2 separate regions of the Mus musculus genome follow, and region 1 is linked to region 2. A link is a loop called in an ENCODE intact Hi-C map of the cell type or tissue named here. Cell type or tissue: heart. All regions are shown on one strand. Each heading gives the region's core, and the rest is flanking DNA. Links, peaks and the distances in the headings are about the cores only. Region 1 has its middle 41 kb from the start of Gm12092. Region 2 holds the start of Rtn4 (reticulon 4).

Region 1 (2,802 bases), core at 140-2,639, 88 kb after region 2:
CCATCTTTCTGGAGTCAGGCCCAGGAGCACACTCTTATTAGAGCAACTCAGTGTGGGCTGTCAGCAATCTGCCACCATTGTCAAGAGTACAGAGAACCCTCTGAGGTCCCGAATTTTCTGGAATGTAACGATTCTGCTGATCCTGTTTGGCAATTGCTATTCCAATTTCAAGATGCTGAAATCACTTCTTTGTTCTTTTGCTGTGTAAGTAGGGCCCCACTAAGAGTCTGGAGGAAGCGTTGCTTGGTGTGTGTTTGTGTTGTGGGAGGTTGGGTGGGAGTTATTTTCACAAGCAGTAGTCTCCAGCTGACCCCTTCCTCAGTTTTTGACATGAAATGAACATACACAGCAGGGACAGAGTCTGTGTGGGATCCAGGATCCGCCTACTCTTTCATTTCTACCCTCCAACTTCTAGTAACTGCAACCTTCTCGGATACACTATGACACTGATGCCTTTGATGACTTCATCTCATGATTATTTACCGAAGGCCTGGCATGGGCCTGGGAAACAACAGCAACCACTGTCTCAGCTCTTCAGGACCTCAAGGCAAACAGGCCTTTTGGATTCAGATGCTTTGGGGAGTCATGGAGAGGTGGTCACCGATGGTGATCGCTATGCTCCTGGGCAGGTTCACACAGACAAGCTCCCACTGCCCTCTGAACACTTTACCATCAAGGAAACAGGAGAGAGGGGGTGTCACTTAGTGGCAGAGCTCCTGTCTAGCATGCCTAAGGCCCTGGTTCTGTCTCCAGCACTGCAAAGGAAAAAGGAACCAAGGATTACAGAATGAATCCAGCACAATAGGAAGGCTCCCAGAGCATTCTCAAAGCAGTACAAATCCAGTCTGTTCTCCCCAGCTTAACCTCACGCTTTCAGCCTGCAGGCACACCCAGAGCAGCTCAACAGAACTTGCAGACCTGACTGCCTTCCAGTGCCCTAGATCCTAGTGTCACCCAACACCTCAGATTATACCATAACTAACCCGGTATCTTGCATGTGAGTAAGAAAGGAGGTTCTAAGGCACTCTGTTTGGGTGAGACAGGAAGCAAAGGTAGAAGGAACCTGGTGCCCCCTTTTTCTAATTTCTCTTGTGGAAACCCCTCAAATCTAAAGGTTCTTAAATGTTGGTGTAGAAAGGGTGACAGAGATTTCTTACTTAGCCTTCCTCAGTTTTAGAGAGGGAATGGGACTTGATCCAGGACTTGCAAACTAGAGCCTGAGCCAATCCAGACTCCAGTGCAGTGTCTGTCAGATGTACCTACTGCTATGAGAATTCACCCAGGAGGTATTATCAGAGGAACACATGACTATTAAAGGCTGGGAAATAGGTATCATGAAGCTTTTTAGCTGCCTGACCAGAAGGAGAGAAGGAAGGAGACAGTCATAATTCTGTGTTTAGTCACATACTGGAGTGGCAAAGGTTGAGTGTGAATGAGAATACAGAATAATTCCTGAATGAGTAGGTAAAGGGAGAAAAAAAGCCTCAGACAAAGGAAAAAGAAAAACAAGGAAGTTTGGTGGTGGGAGCTGTGATCTACCCTAATGCCCCTTTCATAAGCAAAGAATGCACTCTCTTGAGTGGTAGGAAAGACTCTGGAAGAAGACTGCCCATAAGCATTCCTGTTCAAGCCCATGGATAGCAGATCCATCCATTGGCACAGAAGGCTAAAGGCCCAGCCCATGGCTCCATCTGGAGGCACCTCCGAGAGGCCCCTAAACATCCACCTTGTTGGAACTATTTCAGAGCTAAACTTTTCTCAAGTCCAGTCCTGCTTCCTTTCTTCCTGTTCACAGTGCTAACATCAAGAAAGCTTGCTAATGAGCAACCTGCACCCAAATCATCTCTAAGCAGGTTCTGAAGGCACCTGACTCCACACTAGCTATTACATATTACAGACTGTAGCCTCCCCCAGCCTTGAGCAGGCTGATTCAGACCTTGCTGCCACTGTGAATGAGACCACCTGGGGTGGAGCCTTCTGACCTAGATGGTTCTATTGTTTTGCCACCTGCAGCTGCTCTTCTCCAAGACTCCTCTACAGCTGAGAGGCTGAACTGTCTTTTTGAGATATTCCTGAGAGAGCTGACAACCTGTGGAATTGATGACCTAATGCTAACAGCTCTGACCGACTCGTGCTAACAATTTGGCAACAAAGCATCAAGAAGCCTGGGGTGGCAGGAGATGGACCTCCCCCTATATAAGCACAGACTGCTAGTAAACATCGGGCCATGATCAGAAAATTTGTCTTGGTCTCTTTACTTCTCTTGCTTTTCCCTCCTTTACAGCTCCGGCCTCCCACTCAGGAAGCCAGTTCATGTGGCCTCAGGCGGCTACAGATGGCACCTGAACAGGGACCTAAATACGAGTGGATCAACCGAGAGAACACTAAGAATTCAGAGCTCTACAGGAAGATTAAGAAGAAGATGTATCCAGCACAGTGAGCAACACTTCGTATTCATGCTAGCGCTGGCTTTAAACATCTTTTCGAAATTGTTGCTGTAGGTGCAAAAGGATACAGGCTAGACTGAGTCAGCATTGGCCCAAGCGCTGATATCAGCTCGGGGTTGACAGTGAAAAATGGGAGTGAAAAAGAAAACAGGCATTTGTCCACAGTCAAAAACTGCATCAGGCAAAAAAAAAAAAAAAAAAAAAAAAAAAGGGCTTAAAATAATAAAATAAAATAAAATGAGTAAAAAAATAAAAAAAAATAGGAAGAGAAAATGAATTTCAGAACTCTCCCAGAGACAGAGGGAAATCCGGAGACGTCCGGCCTTTTCTCTGGCCCCTACAAGAGACACTCTTA
Region 2 (2,802 bases), core at 59-2,558:
TAAATAAAGGGATTAGGGCACCACAGCCTTCCCATTCCCACCTCCAAGCCCAGCCCAGCCCAGCCCAGCCCAGCCCAGCCCAGCCCAGCCCAAGGAATCCACCATCCTAGTTCTTCAACACACTCCTAGCTGCTGATAGGCGAGAACTTCGTGCTGGAATGGGAACCAGCGACTTGGCAGCGGTGCACGTGCTCCCCGAAACCCCGACAAACAATGAAGGCACCCAGGCTTCCGAGGCCGCCCCACCCTTCTGCCCGCCTCCCGCCAGCGGGGGCGCCATCACCCTGCCACTCGTAGACAAAGCCCTAGGGTCCCGAGCAGCCCTGCCCGTCCCCTCCTCCCCCGGGCCAAGACACAAAAGAGGGAGGGGCGTAACGCGCAGCAGCACTCACCCACTGAGCCCGAGCCCCTGCGCTTGGGCGCGGCCGGCGTGGAAGGGGGCGCGGCGGGCTCCGCTAGGGGGCTCGCGCCGGCTGGCGCCGGAGGCCGCGCTGGAGGCTCGTCGTCCTCCGGGAGCTTGGAGGGCAGGACTGCGGCAGCGGGCGGCAGGGATGGCGCGGACGCCGCGGGGCTGCGTTCCCAGGACGGCTGCCTCTCAGGGGCGGTGGGGGGCGCGGCCGGCAGCGGCCCGCGGGGCGCGGGGGGCACCGAGTCGCTGCTGAAGTCCAGCAGCGGTGCGGCGGCGGGGGGCACCGGAGCCGCGGACAGCCCGGCTGCGGGCTTCCTCTCCAGCACCTCCAATTCCTCCAGGTCCTCGTCGTCCTCCTCCTCCTCCTCGTCTTCCTCGTCCTCCTCGTCCTCGGGCTCCGTCACGAACTGGTACTTGAAAGCGGGCGGGGGCCGGGGCGGGCTATCCGCGGACGAGGAGACCAGCGACGACTGGTCTATGTCTTCCATGGTCGGCGATGATGCTGCAGCTACTGCCGCCGCGGGCCACTTCTCCTCAGAGCCGCGGGCGGTTGTGGGGGTTGGGCAGGACTGGCAGAGGCCGGGCTGGCCGAACCAAGCCGAGGAACCCGCAAAGGCGACAGCTCCAGGAACAATAAGACTTCTCCTCCTGCCTCCGCGCTCGAGATGCGCCACCCGCCCTGTCCTCAGTTGCAGCAGCCGCCGCCGCCCAGATGAGCAACTGAGAGAGGAGGGCAGACTCTCCGCCCAGTTTGGCGTGACTCACCTTCCCGGCAGGGGAGGGCTGGCTGGCGCGGGGGACAGAGAGCCAATAGGCTGCGGGATAGAGAAGATGGATCACGGGGTTGTCCAATAGAAATAGGGTGCAGGCGGAGCCTGCCATACTTCCTTGGTGGCGTTCGGAGGGCGGGGTTTGGAGCTGGGATCCACCCCCACCTAGTGTAGTTGGGGAATGGGGCGGGGACTTGGCCTTGCCTACAGCGGGATTTTAGTCTACCAAAAGGGGGCGGGCTGCGGTCCCAGGATTTGGAGAGTTTTCCAAGAAGCCTGTGGAAGGGCGTTATCCTGGGGACCTAGGAGTGGAAAGTTTCCTCCCCGAAAAGGGAAAAAAAAAAAAAAAAGTGGAGAAAGGTACTAACAAGACTGAATTAGGTCTTACGGATTTTTTTAGATAAAAGACTTATTTTCAGACATGGTCCCAACGCATAACTACCACCACCTCAAAAGGAGAAAGAAAAACAAAACATTTATTTGACACTTTCAAGTTCCCTCCCTTTCTAGACTGCAGGCCTGGAATGAGGTAGGCAAAACAGCTGTGCTAGATTACCCGGAGCTCTGGGCTCACTGTTTAGAATGCTTTCGGCCTTGCATTCTGCTGGACTCTAAAAGTGCACGGAGAATGAGTCACCAGAAAGGGAGAAGGGGGAAGGAACGTTGAAATAGATGCCTTGGAAGGCAAAATTGGTTCACTATTTTTCACTCACCTCAGGCTGATGAGTCAACATCCCGGATGATTCAGGCTTCCTAGGAGTCGGGAAGCCCTACACTCACTGGTTTGATATGCTGGAATGGCATGTCTCCTGATGTGCGGTCCCCCCCACCCCCACCCCCCCAAAGCTACACTTTAAAGAAAACGGTAGCCAGGTGTGGTGGCACATGCCTTTAATCCCAGCACTTGGGATGCAGAGGCAGGTGGATTTCTGAGTTCGAGACCAGCCTGGTCTACAAAGTGAATTCTAGGACAGCCAAAGCTACACAGAGAAACCCTGTTTCAAAAAATCAAAAGAAAGAAAGAAAGAAAGAAAGAAAGAAAGAAAGAAAGAAAGAAAGAAAGAAAGAAAACGGTAGAACATAGAAAACTTTGCTTCAAGGTTTGCAGAGTCCCTTTATCTTTCTTATACACTTTTCAAAAATACTGGCTGCATGCCTACTCTGGAGAGAGGATTGCCTGCATTCCAATTGTTCAGTCTACATGTGCACTGTCTAGTACTGAAGCAACTGGCTGCTTTTAGCTCCTGAGCACTGAAATGAAGTGTGTTCTGTGAATAAAATACACACTACATTCCCAGAATTTATAAGAAATGTTATAATTTCTGTTTCACATTGGTTTTATGTTGGCATTGATAGTATTTTGGATATAGTGGGATGAGTACACTATATTATCAAGTTCACTTGTATTCTTTTTGAAGCAGCTTGTAGAAACTTTTAAATGCATGTTCTAATAACTAAGATATTTGATTGCCATGGATTTTGTTGGTTTTTAAGCAAATTTGTAGTCCCAACAAAGTAATATCACCCTAGATTTAGTTTAAGTTTTAAGAAAGAATTGGGTGGGGTGGATGTTGGTGAGGGTTGCTGGAGAAATGGCTTTAACAAGACCTGAGTTCTGTTCCC

Evidence for each region. Peaks named below come from ENCODE experiments on the same cell type or tissue, not always from the same donor. Only the 100,000 strongest peaks of a DNase experiment are listed, where the experiment ranks them.
Region 1: a loop joins it to region 2, with 2.2 times the contacts of the local background. A loop is called at or near these places in 1 of 42 quality-filtered maps.

Annotation. Positions count from the first base shown.
Region 1 is chr11:29,602,980-29,605,781 of GRCm38, reverse strand. No RefSeq gene overlaps it. Among named protein-coding and RNA genes, the nearest start is that of Gm12092, 41 kb to the left of the region's middle. In heart, for the core only: a CTCF peak has its summit at 1,697 (motif pointing left); no DNase peak of the experiment used is centred there.
Region 2 is chr11:29,691,284-29,694,085 of GRCm38, reverse strand. It overlaps Rtn4 (reticulon 4), which reads right to left and starts at 1,188. Exons shown (of 9, transcript NM_194054.3): 1 at 393-1,188. The coding sequence starts at 897. In heart, for the core only: CTCF peaks have their summits at 337 and 1,404 (motif pointing right); DNase peaks (open chromatin) are centred at 275, 1,265 and 1,855; H3K4me3 peaks cover 2,016 bases; H3K27ac peaks cover 1,403 bases.